2 separate regions of the Homo sapiens genome follow, and region 2 is linked to region 1. The links are chromatin contacts, found by Hi-C or POLR2A ChIA-PET in ENCODE. All regions are on one chromosome and are shown on one strand. The core of a region is the stretch at or near the end of the contact, and the rest is flanking DNA. Distances in the headings are between cores, read along the strand shown. Region 1 holds the start of FAM24B (family with sequence similarity 24 member B). Region 2 has its middle 87 kb from the start of BUB3.

What was found. A loop is a pair of places that touch in the nucleus more often than their neighbours do. ChIA-PET counts read pairs that join two places held with the same protein, here RNA polymerase II (POLR2A). Pooled maps may share reads with other maps.
Region 2: a loop to region 1 is called in a map of CD4-positive, alpha-beta T cell, with 5 times the contacts of the local background. The contact joins the enhancer-like site here to the promoter of FAM24B in region 1. A Hi-C loop is called at or near these places in 3 of 168 maps with a recorded cell type or tissue (CD4-positive, alpha-beta T cell, CD8-positive, alpha-beta T cell and naive thymus-derived CD4-positive, alpha-beta T cell) and 5 of 50 pooled maps. POLR2A ChIA-PET finds 5 or more read pairs at or near these places in 1 of 52 experiments (CD4-positive, alpha-beta T cell).

What each region holds. Positions count from the first base shown.
Region 1 is chr10:122,877,903-122,881,756 of GRCh38, forward strand. It overlaps FAM24B (family with sequence similarity 24 member B), which reads right to left and starts at 1,679. Exons shown (of 4, transcript NM_152644.3): 1 at 1,583-1,679. It overlaps FAM24B-CUZD1 (FAM24B-CUZD1 readthrough), which reads right to left and starts at 1,739. Exons shown (of 11, transcript NR_037915.1): 1 at 1,583-1,739. It also overlaps the pseudogene C10orf88B.
Region 2 is chr10:123,239,449-123,243,302 of GRCh38, forward strand. No RefSeq gene overlaps it. Among named protein-coding and RNA genes, the nearest start is that of BUB3, 87 kb to the left of the region's middle. Within about 2 kb of position 2,068, at least 3 of the 41 ENCODE cell types and tissues checked have a DNase peak (open chromatin) inside an H3K27ac peak, as active enhancers do; they include CD4-positive, alpha-beta T cell and CD8-positive, alpha-beta T cell, where a contact is called at or near this core.

The DNA of each region.
Region 1 (3,854 bases), core at 429-2,928:
TCCATACAACAAACCTATACTCAATCTCTACTAGGCACAAAACAATTCCTATTTTCAACAACTGTACAGATGGTTGGGAAAACAAATGTGAGAATTATTTGGTAAAGCTCCATACCAGAAGAGAATTATAGTATCTAAAAACTCTAAGTGTAGCAGAGAGAAATTACTGACAAATTCTCTCACAGTGTGGAGGGCTGTGCTTGGCACTAAATGATGAACAGGATTTTTCCTATCCAAAAGAAGGGGCATTCTAGGTAGAGGGAAAAGCATGTACAAAAGCTGGGGGGTCTAGGAGGCAGGCAGAAGTCAAGGATAAAGGGCTTTGTATGCCTGTTAAGAAGTAATGGTGGCCAGGTGCGGTGGCTCACGCTTGTAATCCCAGCACTTTTGGGAGCCGAGGCGGGCGGATCACTTGAAGCCAGGAGTTTGAGACCAGCCTGGCCAACATGGCAAAACCCTGTCTCTCCTAAAAATACAAAAATTAGCTGGGCCTGGTGGTGCACGCCTGTAGTCCCAGCTACTCAGAAGGCTGAGGCAGGAGAATCGCTTGAACCCAAGAGGCGGAAGTTGCAGGAGCCGAGATCACACCACTGTACTCCAGCCTGGGTGACAGACTGAAACTCCATCTCAAAAGAAAAAAAAAAGTAATGGTGATGGTGATTCAGTCAGAAAGCATCAAGCATCAGGACAATTGATAAAAGATTAGAGGGCAGTGCAGAAAATGAAACGCAGGTGAGGAGATAATGACTATCAACCAGTAAAGAAACTCCTGGAATTGTTCCGATGAAAGCTAGTATTTCAAAACAGAGAGGCAGAGATGGAGAAAGACAGGGAAGTTTTTCTTTAAAAACCAAAAATAAAACAAGACTGGGTGATAATACTGAACATACGAGATTGAAAGAAAGGGGAGACGACAAAATGCTGTAGGCTTTCTGCCTTATTTAAGGAAGTCAAAATCCAGCTTATAGTATTGATCTTGCTCATGAAGTTTCAGATAGGTAATTCTAAAAAGCCTATTTTCCTTTAGACTGTCCAATTATGATGACATGTATCAAAGTTAACTTATGACTACAATGGGCTGGGCATAAAGAACAGGAAGTCTGGTGTACACAACTTAGAATGCATCTGGAGTACAAAAGGAAGAAAGAGGCAAGATCTACTTCCTATTCCATGGGGCATCTGGAAAACTCCCTCAGGCGACCGCTCCATCCAAACACCTGGGATCTTTCTCAACCTTCTGATTTCTGTCACGAGGGCATCCAGCATAGTCCTGGCAACGCCGTAGGATCAGGGAGCATCAAATGAGATGGCACCTGGGGAAGGCCCGTGTGGCCCAGCGTCCACCACTAACGCCGTTCAATATCTACCTCAACTCCCCTCTAACGCGAGAATGTGTATGAGAGAGGCAGGGAGAGTTCGGAGTAAAATTAACCCGAATGGACAGCGCTTCCGCCGCGTTCGCTGCCACAAATGCTGCAGACCCGACGGAGTGGAGGCAGAAAAGGCCCTGGCGTCCACTCGGGAAAGAACGAGGTCAGGAGTCGGTCCTGCACATCGCGTAGAGCGAAGAGACGACACCTACCTGACCATAGACGCTCCCCATCCGCCCAGCAACCGTGGTCCATGCTGCCTGCGTCCACCGCCAGCGTCGAAAAACCGCCGTGGTGCCCGCGCACAGTGCACCGCGCCTGCGCATGGTCTCCAAAGGCTGAGCGAGGGCCTGCCAGTGCGCATGCTCCGCTCTTTAGCGCTTCCTGAGCAAAGTTTGAACGCCTCTCGAGTCCAGTTGGCTTATGCGCATGCGTTTCTCTGGTGCAGGTTCTCACCAAATCCAGAAGCGGCGGGCATTTGAAATGATGTAAGCCGGGAGTCGCTCTGCCTGCCCGTTTCTGCGCTGCACTGGCCGACACTTAAGCACTGGAAGAGAGGCCTGGCAGGAGGCGGCGCAGTGGACACGCGGTCCGAGGACGGGGGCCTCACCCGCCGCCCCACGCTTGCCTCTTCCTGGGATGCCGCAGGCGGGGCCCTAACTCACAGCCTCCTCACCCGGGCTCGTGTCTGCGCCCGCGACTTCGACTGGGAGGAGCTTCTGGCGCCACCTGCGCCACGGTGCGCCGGGCCGCCGGCGACCGGGTCGCTGCGCTCGGCGACTGCCGCGCTCCTCGGGGAACGTGAGGGTCTGAGTCCGGGATCCAGGAGAGCAGTTGGTGTCGGGTCTCTGCGGGGGAGCGGGGCTGCGAGGTGGAGGCGAGGACCGGGGTGGGCGGAGGCGGGGTAGGTCTGGCCGGGAAGTACCCGAGGCCCCGAGGCATGAGCGGGGGAAGGTGACCAGGACTTGGAATTTCATAAACGTCCCCGTCAGGCGTGACGGGTCGTCAGGGCTGCTATCAAAGTCAGTCCGCCCATCTACCCTCAAACAAGCCACCTCCTCTCCACCAAAACAGGCTGTGTAAAAAGTCCAGCTATAGACGACCGCCGTCGACTTAATTTCGAAAAAGATACACTTTGTCTTCTATTGTGTTCTGCTCCTACTCCTGTGCACACAGTAGGTGTCCAGTAATGTATCCGAGAATCAATTGCAGGGGACTGAGTAGAACGTTGATGATTGAGGAAAAAATAGAGGGGGAAGCCCTGATGTGTGATGCCTCCATTTCCTTATGAATTCTGTGTTGAGCATTTGTTAGAATAAACCTCATGGCCTAACAAGTGGGTTTTGAGCCATGTTCAGAAACTATACTGTGTGATGTTTTCACCTGTTTTCTTCTCAGCCAGAATCTGGTGATTTAGAAGAGAAGATTGAACAACCAAGATGAAAACCCCTGCTTCCTTTACCTGAGGTGTGGCCCTGATGGAGGTGAAGAAATCGCTTCTATTGGCATTTTAAGTTCAGCAAGAAATATGGAAGTGTACTTAGGAGAGGAGTACTGTGGAACCAGTAGGGGCAAGAATGTTTGTACTGTCTTGGATGACAGTTGTGTGACTTGTACACGGGAAAGTGTTCTCCTGAATTGGTGTCTTTATTCTGTTCACCTTTTGCAATATTGATTGACTCTCTGACATTGATGTTTACATTAGAGAAGAGAAGATAAAAACCTACTATGGCATAGAAGGTTAGACCATTAAAGCATCTTCTAGGCAATCTAGTTCAGCTTCCTCATTTTTAGGAATGCAGAAATTTAGAGCTAATAAAGGAGAGGTGAGCCTGGAGAGGGTCATACTAGTTAAAGTGTCCAGGCAAGAGTGCAGTCCTTATTGCTGCTTCTTGACTCTCTCCATAAACTCACAATGGTCTGTTTTCCAGAAATTAATTTGACAGTCAGTCTGAAACTTTGATCACATATTTTTTAAGGAACCTACAAGCCCAAGGTGGTGCCACACCAGCCTATTTAGTCCATATTCAATGTGTTATAGTTTGATCTTTTCCCTAGTCCCTTATAGGAACATTCTACACTAATCGCGCCTTAATATAAATCAAAACGTCAACTATTTTACATATTGTGCATATTGGAAATAATAAATACACGACACAGGGTTATTGACCAGGTCACTTGAGAAGGGATCTCAACTGTTTGTCCCCTACCAGGCAAACTGAATCTCAGGATTTAAGTAATGGCCTGGAAACAATTTTTTTTTACTGCAGCTGTTTAAACTGATAATTTATATAAGTGAAAAAATAATTTTTATTCTATTTTCAGTAAACGCGAAATTATTTTCTACAAAAATTACTTAATATTGGCATCCTCCACTCATGCCTGTAAAATAAAGGTAGGTCATCACTAAATTTTAACTAATTTGACAATTGCAAATGTATGTATAATATACTTATGTACTGTTGGTTTGTTCATACAGTTAGT
Region 2 (3,854 bases), core at 818-3,317, 360 kb after region 1:
TGCTAAAATAATTTGAAATCTTGATTTAAAGACTCTCAAGACTCCCTTGGGAGGCTGAGATGGGTGGATCACCTGAGGTCAGGAGTTCGAGACCAGCCTGCCCAACATGGCGAAACCCTGTCTCTACTAAATATACAAAAAATTAGCTGGGCATGGTGGCAGGCACTTGCAATCCCAGTTACTTGGGAGGCTGAGGCAGGAGAATCGCTTGAACCCTTGAGGCGGAGATTGCAGTGAGCTGAGATCCCAGCCTGGAAGAGAAGAGCAAAACTCCATTAAAAAAAAAAAAAGGACTCTCAAGACTATAAATTGGATAGTTACCTATTTATTGAGCACATACTATGTGCCACATAGTACTAGGGGCAGCAGATTTAATTTAATAAGACATAATCTTTTCTCAAGGGAACTTGTGGTCTGGTCCGAGAGGCAACACACATAAGCATCTGCTATTTAAGAGAGTGGCAAGTGCTTATAAAGGAGCTCCCTGTAAATGAAGTTCAGGGAGGCTGTGGATGTTAATTCACTCAGCACATATTTGTTGAATGCCCCTCATGTACCAGGCTCAATGCTGGGCTCCAGGGATCTGGTGCTGGACTCACAGCTGAGAGAAGAGGCAGGGAAGTAAATAATTACAGAACAGACTGATCAATACTATAATAGAGGTACAGATTCAGTGCTCTGAGAAGTAACTATAGTAAGGTTCCTGGAAATCAAGGAAGGCCTCTCAAGGGAGGTGACCTTAGACTTCTGGTGTGAATAGATGTCTAGGAAAGGTGCTACCATAAAAACAACCACAGGAAAGAGAGAGGAGAGAAGAAAGAACCTTCTAAGTGAGTGAGCAGCAGTCCCAGAGTATGGAGGGAAGACTACATGTGTAATGTGGGAACTGTGCTGGCCTCGGGCGCAGGGGCTAAGCTGCCTAGAAGATGTTCTGATGGGCTCCTTTCCCCAGGATGCCTAGGAGGTACAGCCTTGGAAGCCCCCATGTTTCTGCGTCATCATCATCATCATCATCATCATCATCATCATCAAAGGCCAGAGAGAGGATCTCCAGGGGGATTTTGTGAATCCAAGTTCCACTGATCTCAACTGGAATAACTTTTGCTCTTGGTCCTTTGGATGGGCCACCTGGGATTTGTCTGGCTGTGTGTATCACCTGTGATTTTACACATCCATCAGTTAAATCAAAGATGCAGACACAAAGTCGAGAGCCAGGGCATGTTGGGTGGATTCATGACACTCTCTGGGGGACTCTGGGTACTTAAATGAATGAATGGATTTTGTTCAAGACATAAATATAATCTTTTCATCAGTGACAGCTATGCCTAGAATCTCTCACCAATGTGGGCTGGCTGGCTATTGAGCTGAATTGTTTTTGGAGAAACTTGCTGAGATATCGGAGGGTACCAGGGCAGCTTTGGGGCCTGGGAGGCTGGCTTGCTCACATGAACCCAAGGCTGGTGCTCTGGGCAGTAGATGGACAGGGCAGTGGGGAAAACTGACTCCATTTTAAGCCAAAGGTGAGCATAGCCTGAGCCTGTTTAATCAACAAATATTTATTCAGAACCTACTACATGCCAAGTTCTGATCCAGGTTCTGATGATACAAAGGTCGCTAAGACATGACCCAGCCCCCAAGGCACTTGCTATCTAAATGGCTACAATAATATGTAATATTGGAGGTCCTGGACTCTGAAACCATGCTCTTCCAAGTTCAAATCCTGGCCCTGTCATTTACTGTGTGATCTTAGGCAAATTACTGAACCTTTCTGTGTTCCAGTTTCTTCAGCTGCAAAGCAGGGACAATGATGGTAGGTTTGCTATGAGGATTAAATGAACTAATGTGTATGAACAGTTTGGCACAGGGCCTGTTTCATAGCTAGTGCTCACTAAGGGTCTAACGTTTCTATCTCAAGAAATAGAAGCTCCTGGGAACCATAAGAACTGTGATAGTGGTGTATATAAGATGCTAAGGGGCCATGAGGAGGAAGTGGTTAAGTAATTCTGTATGTCACTTACTCCTCATTAGCTTTTTTTCAGATGTGTTGATCTCTGCACCTGGAGGGTGGGGCTGTGCTCTCTGCTTTTCTGCTTGGGTACAGGTACGTCATAGGAACTGCCTGTTTGCTTATTGGTGGAGACCAATTTATTCCAGTTCAGTTACCATCGACACATATTTCCTGACAGTCCATACATTTGTTCATCAAATGTTAGTGTATCCTTCAGTGTCCCAGGCACTGGGGATGTTGAGATGAACTTTGTTTCACCTTTGATCTTCTTATGTTTAGTACAGGACCCAGACTTGACAACAGACTGCTGTAATGCAGGCTCATGACTGCTGTGGCTGTCTCTGGGCAGCAGTGTTACCACCAACAGCCCCAGCTATAACAGCTACTACTTATTACATTATGTGCTTACTGCGTGCCAGGCACTGTTCTGGGGGCTTCGTAGGCATGACTTCATTTTATCTGCACAGAAACCCTAGGATGTGGATACCACAATGATCCCCATTTACACCCCGGGAGTCTGAGGAGCTTGCACTGGCCTGTACCTCCTTCCTGCCCTGGCACCTCCTTCCTGCCCTGGGTTCTGTTCCTCAGATCCTGTGGCTCGGGCAACAGCAACACTTAGCCAGCACAACTGTATTTTGAAACATTCGTGATAATTTCCTGTTACCAAAAGAATGTGTGCTCACTGTAAAAAATAAACCAATACAGCAGGAAGTGATGTAAAAAATGAGCTCTCTTACCTACTCCTAGCTTTCTTACTCCTCAGTGATAACCAGTGGAATAATGTGGTCTCTACCTTAGAGATTTTTTTCTGTGCATTACAGGTGGGCACATGCATCCATATCATAGATGTGTTTACAGATGCTATTTTAAAATGTATTTACTTATTTTAAGCTGTGAGTGTGCTACATATACATTCCATAGTGATTCTATGGAAATTCATTGTACTTTACCTACTTTTTTATTGATAGATATTTGAGGTTGTTGACAATTTCTTTTTTCTTTTTTTTTTGCTATAACAACAAATGCTTCAATGAACTTTTTTGTATACTCTTGTAAGTTTTTTGTGAGATAAATTTCTAGAAGTGTAATTCCTGAATTGAAAGGTTTGTTTATTTCAAATTTTGTTTGATGTTATCAAATTTCCCTCCAAAAAGTTAGCACCAATTAATGCTAATTCAACAATACTATTGAATTTAAACATCAAGTTGGTTGGTGAGTTTGCATTCAGAAACGACGGTGAGCTTTCTCCTGTGGAGCTGGAGGGTAATGATTTAGGGAAAGGGAGAAGTGAGGAAAAGGTCTATGGGTTAAGTGGGGAAGGGCAGGAGTTAGGGAAAAGGCACCTCGTTCTTGAGACCTAGGACCAAGGGCATAGTCCTGATCTTGGAAGAAAAGTCGCCACCGTCCCCCATCATACAGTAGTTGGTGCTTCCAATTTCCAGTTTCATTCTTCTTAACAGTGGCATGGCTGGGTCTCCTCATTTGGATTCTGTTTTTATTTTAGCATGACCCTAAAACTGCCAACAAAATATCATTGTCTCAAGAAATGGATGTGAGCATCAGAAACAACTTTTATGCCACTCTTCAGATGCCAAGGATAATAATTCATTGGCTTCTCCAGCAGCTTGATGATCACATCCCTGCACGACGCACTTGGGGCTGCCAAGCCGTGGGACTGCTCTGTCAGTGTAGCCACGATTTAGTTTAAGAAGGGAAAGTGGACAGTGGAGGTAGGGGTGCTTCCTAGCATGGCTCTAGGAGAATGAGTGCTGACTACAGTCACATTCAATCTACAAATATGTGCTAAAAGGAAGGGGCAGGCAAGTGATCTTATGGCTGCCGA